Regions from separate parts of the Homo sapiens genome. Here region 1 is linked to region 2. The links are chromatin contacts, found by Hi-C or POLR2A ChIA-PET in ENCODE. All regions are on one chromosome and are shown on one strand. Each heading gives the region's core, a stretch centred on a gene start or an enhancer-like site at or near the end of the contact. The rest is flanking DNA. Distances are from core to core; before and after follow the strand shown. Region 1 holds the start of EVA1B (eva-1 homolog B). Region 2 holds the start of COL8A2 (collagen type VIII alpha 2 chain).

The links. A loop is a pair of places that touch in the nucleus more often than their neighbours do. ChIA-PET counts read pairs that join two places held with the same protein, here RNA polymerase II (POLR2A). Pooled maps may share reads with other maps.
Region 1: a pooled map shows a loop between it and region 2 (2.3-fold over the local background). The contact joins the promoter of EVA1B here to the promoter of COL8A2 in region 2. A Hi-C loop is called at or near these places in 2 of 50 pooled maps. POLR2A ChIA-PET finds 5 or more read pairs at or near these places in 2 of 52 experiments (BJ and HEK293).

What each region holds. Positions count from the first base shown.
Region 1 is chr1:36,322,082-36,325,205 of GRCh38, reverse strand. EVA1B (eva-1 homolog B) reads left to right here and starts at 1,561. Exons shown (of 3, transcript NM_001304762.2): 1 at 1,561-1,747; 2 at 2,139-2,235; 3 at 2,481-3,124. The coding sequence starts at 2,169. The coding sequence ends at 2,911. It also overlaps a transcript of SH3D21 not described here. RefSeq lists silencers at 1,294-1,523, 1,614-1,973, 2,034-2,083, 2,174-2,363 and an enhancer at 1,408-2,292.
Region 2 is chr1:36,123,634-36,126,739 of GRCh38, reverse strand. It overlaps COL8A2 (collagen type VIII alpha 2 chain), which reads left to right and starts at 1,518. Exons shown (of 4, transcript NM_005202.4): 1 at 1,518-1,683.

The sequences.
Region 1 (3,124 bases), core at 312-2,811, 200 kb before region 2:
AGCCAGGCATGGTGGTGCACGCCTGTGGTCCCTCCCAGCTACTTGGGAGAATGAGATGGGAGGCTCACTTGAGCCCAGGAGGTAAAGGTTGTGAATGAGCTGAGATAGCACCTCTGTACTCCAGCCTGGGTGACAGAGTGAGACCCTGTCTCAAAGAAAAAAAATTAAATATATCTATTGTTTAGGAAATAATGATAAGAAAAAAAGTCTGTACATGTTCAGCACAGATGCAATTTTGGTTTTGAATATTTTTGATGCAAAGTTGGTTAAACCCACAGATGCTGTGGACTAGACTAGGAAGTGCTAGGCATACACAGTATTTGTTGACTAGTGGCTGCACAGATTTATATACAGACATACCCGCCCCCACAACAATACTCAAATACATCACATTAATAGACAAATATACAGATGTGGGCAAAAATACCTGCCCGCACATTCACAGAACACACTAAACAGTCACAAAGACACCCAGGAGTCCCTTTTCCATCCCCATAGGAGTCAGTCCTAGTCCTCCCCCATCTAGATCTGCCCTCTACTTGAACCCAGTCTCGGGACTGGGGGAGTAGGGGTCTGCAGCCCGGACAGGGAGAGGGTCGCTGGCCCACAGGCCTCAGGCAGCGCCTTCAGCTATGTCTGCAATTTCCTCTCCCCCTTTCCTCCTCCTCTCTAAGGCTCCCGCCAAGGCGGCCTCCCCCTCATTCTAGCTCCAGCAAGGGAGGGGAGGTCCATGATGGGGGGGCCCCGTGGAGACAGGGCAGAAGGAAGCCCCCCGCCACACACACTGATCACACACCACATTGCATGCACAAGCCCAGGTGGGAAATGCGTGTGTGAGCACAGGCAGGTTTAGCCTTGGGGTGGGGGACGGGATGGGGTGGGATCTGCCACAAGCCGCCACAAGCTGCTTGGTGCACAAGAGCGCAGGAGCTCGCAGGCACAGAGGCCCCACGCTGGGGTCTGCGAGACTGCTGGCCGGGCCCTGGCTCAAAGCTGGAGTCCAACAATCATTAACCCTGCGTGACTAGACCAGAGCTCGGCCAGGGGACACATTCAAGCCTGGGCCCTGGAAGGAGGGGTGGACAGTCCCCTCCCTTCCAGTCCAGCATGGGTCTGGGGAAGAGAAGCAGCTTTGCCTGGAAGGGGCCTCCTAGGAGGGGGAGCGGTGGTTTCTAGCTCAGGCTTTAGGATCAGAGAGCAGCAGATTCAAATCCTGACGGTTTTGGTAAAGTCAATTCAATCTCTCCAAGACTCCGTTTATTTGATCTGCGAAGTGGGGATAATGGTATCACGTCGCAGGGTTGTCAGGCGGAGTAAGTGAAAGAACCTGTCCAAGGTTTAGCCCTTGGCCCGCACGCAGGCAGAGCTCCAGCCTCTCTGTTGTTGCTGTTAGTGGCCTGGGGGCGGGTCCCTGCCGCGGCCTCCCCGGCGGTTTCCTGTGGGGGACGGACGGCCCGCGGGCCGGGCTCTCCCTCCTCCCGGCTGCCCGCTCCTCTCCCCTTCCTCTCCCAGCCCTTTTCCTCCCCGCCTCCCCGCCCGCCCCGCCCCGCCCCGTCCCTCCTCTTTCCTCGGAGGAAACTTTCCGCCGGCTGGTCCCTCGGTCCGTGTCCCGCCCGTGCTGCCGCGGCCTGGGAGCCCAGCGGGGCCGGAGGGGCGGCGGGACCCGAGCGGGCGGGGGCGGCCGGACCCAGTGTATGCGGCCGCGGGACGCGCTGGGGCCGGGCAGCCGGGAAGCGGGGCGCTGACGGTGAGTGGGCCTGGCCCCGGGCCGGTGGGTCCCCGCGGGGCGGCCGGGCGAGGAGAGAGGCAGCTTCCCTTCCCGGAGCCCGCCTGGGGCGTGGAGGCTCAGCGTCCCTATCCTCCATCCCGCCCCGGGACGGCGGAACCGGGCCTCAGCTGGGGACCTCACCAGGGGGCGGGGCCTCCCGCGGTCCCCGGCGCTGCTCCCAGGACTGGAGGGGCGTCCGCGCCCGGGAGAGGGGTTCCCCCCGACAGGGCCCCGGGCCGCCACGAAGTTAGGGAAGCGCTCTCTCCAGGGTGGAACCTGGGCCCGCGGCTCCCGGGAGAGGAGCTGCCCGCGGAAGGGGTCGGGGTGGGCTCCAGGCTGGGAGAAGGATCTGACTTTGCTGACCTCGCAGGCTGGTAGGGGAGCTGCCCCCCAGAGCAGCATGGATGCCCCGCGAAGGGACATGGAGTTGCTCAGCAACAGCCTGGCTGCCTACGCGCACATCCGCGGTGAGGGCGGGCGCCGGAAGACTGGGGGCCTGAACCCTTCCCTGACCACCATCCCCTTCCCTCCCCAGCGCCTTGTCCGTCCCCTCCGCCCCGCTCCCCGCCCTCTTGCCCGCTGGCGGTTCCCTAATGCCCTTCGAGTAGGGGTTACAGGCCTCGCCCCCACACCTAGAACCTGGGGTCTTTCGGAAGTGGGACAACCCCCACCCGTCCGGGCCTCTCCGTGACCCCCGCCCTGTGCCCCGCAGCCAACCCCGAGAGCTTCGGCCTCTACTTCGTGCTGGGCGTCTGCTTCGGCCTGCTGCTCACCCTCTGCCTGCTCGTCATCAGCATCTCGTGGGCGCCCCGCCCGCGGCCCCGGGGCCCGGCTCAGCGCCGGGACCCCCGCAGCAGCACCCTGGAGCCCGAGGACGACGACGAGGACGAGGAGGACACGGTGACTCGGCTGGGCCCCGACGACACGCTGCCGGGCCCCGAGCTGTCCGCAGAGCCGGACGGGCCCCTCAACGTCAACGTCTTCACGTCGGCGGAGGAGCTGGAGCGGGCGCAGCGGCTGGAGGAGCGCGAACGGATCCTGCGGGAGATCTGGCGCACCGGGCAGCCGGACCTGCTGGGCACAGGCACGCTGGGGCCCAGCCCCACGGCCACGGGCACCCTGGGCCGCATGCACTATTACTGATGGGCCCCGGCTCCCGCTGCAAGGCGCTCGGGGTACCGGACCTGCACATGAGCTCAGAGCTACCCCACACCTTCGGACTGCCTCGGCCCCCACAGCTCCCAGGTGCTACTGGGCGTGGACCGCCACCCCCTGAGAGGCTCCCTTCCCCAGTCCTGCCAGAAGACCCCGGGGGCGGGGAGGGGGCAGCATGCAGGGTCCCCACTCCCTCTCTGG
Region 2 (3,106 bases), core at 269-2,768:
CCCCCCACCCATGCGCGCACACACACACTTGCACACCCAAGCACACATACCTCCACATATGCCCACACCCACCTACACGCATGCACACACACACCCAGGCACGCACACACACACACATGCACACACACACACACACACCCACCTACACGTACACACACAGGCACGCGCACACACACATGCACGCACACACACGCCCACACCCACCTACATGCACACACAGACACCCACACTCACCTACATGCACACACGCACACAGACACACACACACACACACCCCAAAATCCTTTCCTGACCTCATCTCCCCTTCCCTCTGCACTTGCTGCCTCCTCCTTTCTCCCCTGCTGCCTGGCTACTGCCCCTACCCCCACCCCAACCTCCAACCCTTAATTGCTGTCCCTAAGAATGTCCTTCTGTGACAGCCCATCCCGTGGGCCTCCCTGGCCTTCTAGAAGCACTCTGCCTTTGCCTTCTGGGACACTGCTCTCCCGGTCCCTGCCATCTTCTCAGTCTCCTTTGCCGACCCCTCTCCCTGGGCAGCCCCGTGAATGCTGATGAGTGTCCTGCCCGCGCCCTGCCCGCCTCCCTGGGCCCGCTCCTTATTCTATGGCATCAGTCGCCATCTGCAAACCGTGGATTCCTCCTCGCTATCCCAGAACTCTCACCTCCCTTCCGGATCCATGGAAGTCCCACAGGCTCATCCAATTCATTACATCCGTCCTCCTTCTTCTCCTAGACCCTGCCGCCCCCAGGCCTAGCCCAAAGCCTGCGCACTGTCCTTGACACTGCTTCTTCCTAGGCCCCTCGCCCAAACTCTGCCTAGTTCGCCTCCTCACTCCCCTCACACTGGGCCCTCCCTTTCCTTCCCCCTCACTGTGCACCTCATGGGACCATGCCAGGGTATTCCCGCAGCCTCCTCGGTGGCCTGCCTCTATCTTCCTCCACACAGCTTCGGGAGGCTCTTTCCAAAGCACACATCTGACCACGTGACTGCCCTGCTCCAGAGCCTTCCGTGACTCCCCATTTCCGAGGGACGAGGTCTGGCCTGCTCCCGCCTGCCTCTGTGACCCCGGCTCAATGCCCTAAAGCCTGAATGTGCGGGTCACGACTGGCCCCTGTGAGTCCTCCGGGCTCAGCCTACCGAGGTCACGTCTGCAGGCAGCCTTCTGGGGACTCCTCACTGGGGGCCACCAGCCCGAGCTGCCCCTTCCCTGCAGGACCACGCCTGGCCGTCCTTCTCAGCAGCCGCGTCCGTCCCCACAGGCAGGTGGCCCCTCGAGGGCAGGGGCTGCGCGGACTCCCCGGCGGCCGAGCCGCGGGTCAGGTGGACGGGGAGGGATGGGGGCGGGCCGCCCGGGAGCGCGTGTGTGGAGGGGGCTCGGCGTGGGTGTCGGGGAGGGAGGCAGCCGTCCGAGTCCGCGCTGGGCGCGCTGGGCCGGGCGGGGCGCGGGCCTTGGCCGTGGCTGTGGAAAGAGGAGGGCGGAGGCCCCGCCCCGACGCGCCCCTCCTGCCGCCCGCCCACTCCGGCAGCCGCGAGGGGCGGCCGGCAGAGCGACGCGGAACCCCGCCGGCGCGGACCCCGGACCCCAACGCCGCCCGCCCAGCCGCGGACGCCCCTGCCCGGAGCCCTCGCCGCCCGGGCCGCCCTCGAGGGCCGGGAGCGGCGCCCGGCGGCCGCGCCCGCAGGTAAAGGCCAGGAGGCGGGCACCGGGGCTCGGGCTGGGGGGCTCCGAGGGCAAGACCTGGGCTGGGCTTCCCCCAACACCATGCGGGATAGCAGGGCCGGCGCCTCGGACTCCGGGGTGGGGACGCGGTGGGGGACTCGGGCCAGGGGGTCGCCTTAGAATGGGGGAGCCCATCCCGTTCCCTGTGCCCCGTTCCCTCCCCGGCAGGATCCCAGTAAAGCCCCCTCCTCCCTTCCTCTCCCAGAAGCGAGGGCTCCAGCATAAGACAGTGCCGGGTGCAACCCCCGACGATGTGGCTCTGGGCGCGTCACCACCTCCCGATCTCCCGTCCCACCTGTAAAGTGGGGATAAAAAAGCCGCCTTCACAGGGTAGTGGAGGAGAGAGGAGGGAGTGAGGGGCCTTAGCATCCCCCCGCTCTCACTCCTGCCCCCATCTCTCTGCCATTGCTGATTTGCTGGAGACCTTCCAGTTATAAGGTTTTTCTGCCTTAGCCCCCAGGTTCCTCCTATTCTAGGTGCCCTGTCAGTCCCCTCGCCCCAAACTGAAGACAAGTTCCCAGGAATGTTCCTGTCAGGGGCTCAGCATCCCCCCAGCTCCAGACTGAGACTTGCAGGGGGTGAGGGGCCGCTGCCTGGCCAAGAGGGACTGGGGTCCCAGGGCCCCAGAACAACCTCCCAGTGTCTCTGCCCTGGGTCTGGAGCCACCCTAGCCCCGGAAATCCTCCAGGTAGAGAAATGCTATTCAGCCAGAGGGCCCAGGAACGCTATTGCCACGGGGAAAACTTTGCTGGTTGTATGTGTGCACGCACGTGTGTGTGCCTGTGTGAGACCATGCTGGGTTCCTGACACAGACGTGCGGCTGACCTCCTTAGGGGTGCCGGAGCAACCAGAAATCATCCCTCCTGTCTGCTATCAGTACCTCTTGCTCAGGCTGGCAGCAGGGGCTCATCCACTCCTCTTAGCAGAGTCCCCTTGGCAAGGACAGCCTCCCAGCAGCTGTACTGGGCATTTGAAAAATCTGGGGGCCGTGGAGCTGGATGGCTGGAGGGTCAGGCAGCCTGGGGTTCCTCTCTGGGGACTGAGCTAAGATCGACTGATCCTTACTGCCCCAAGCAGAGGGGGCCGCAGGGCAGGAGTTGGTGATCTCTGGAGAGACACCATGGTTGGTGGTCTCCATCAGGGCACAGGTGCTGTCACTGGCTTCCCAGTGGACTGGTGAACACCTACAAACCCTTGGACACACAATGACCCTAGATGATAATGAGGAGAAACCACAGACATGCTCACCCAGCCACACACAGCCTTGCACCCTTCTGAGAGCCATGCACAGTCACACACCGACCCAAACATTCATTAGATTCATGCGGACACCCTCCTCTAATGAAACATACACCACCACAAGACACAGGCGGACACATGCACAC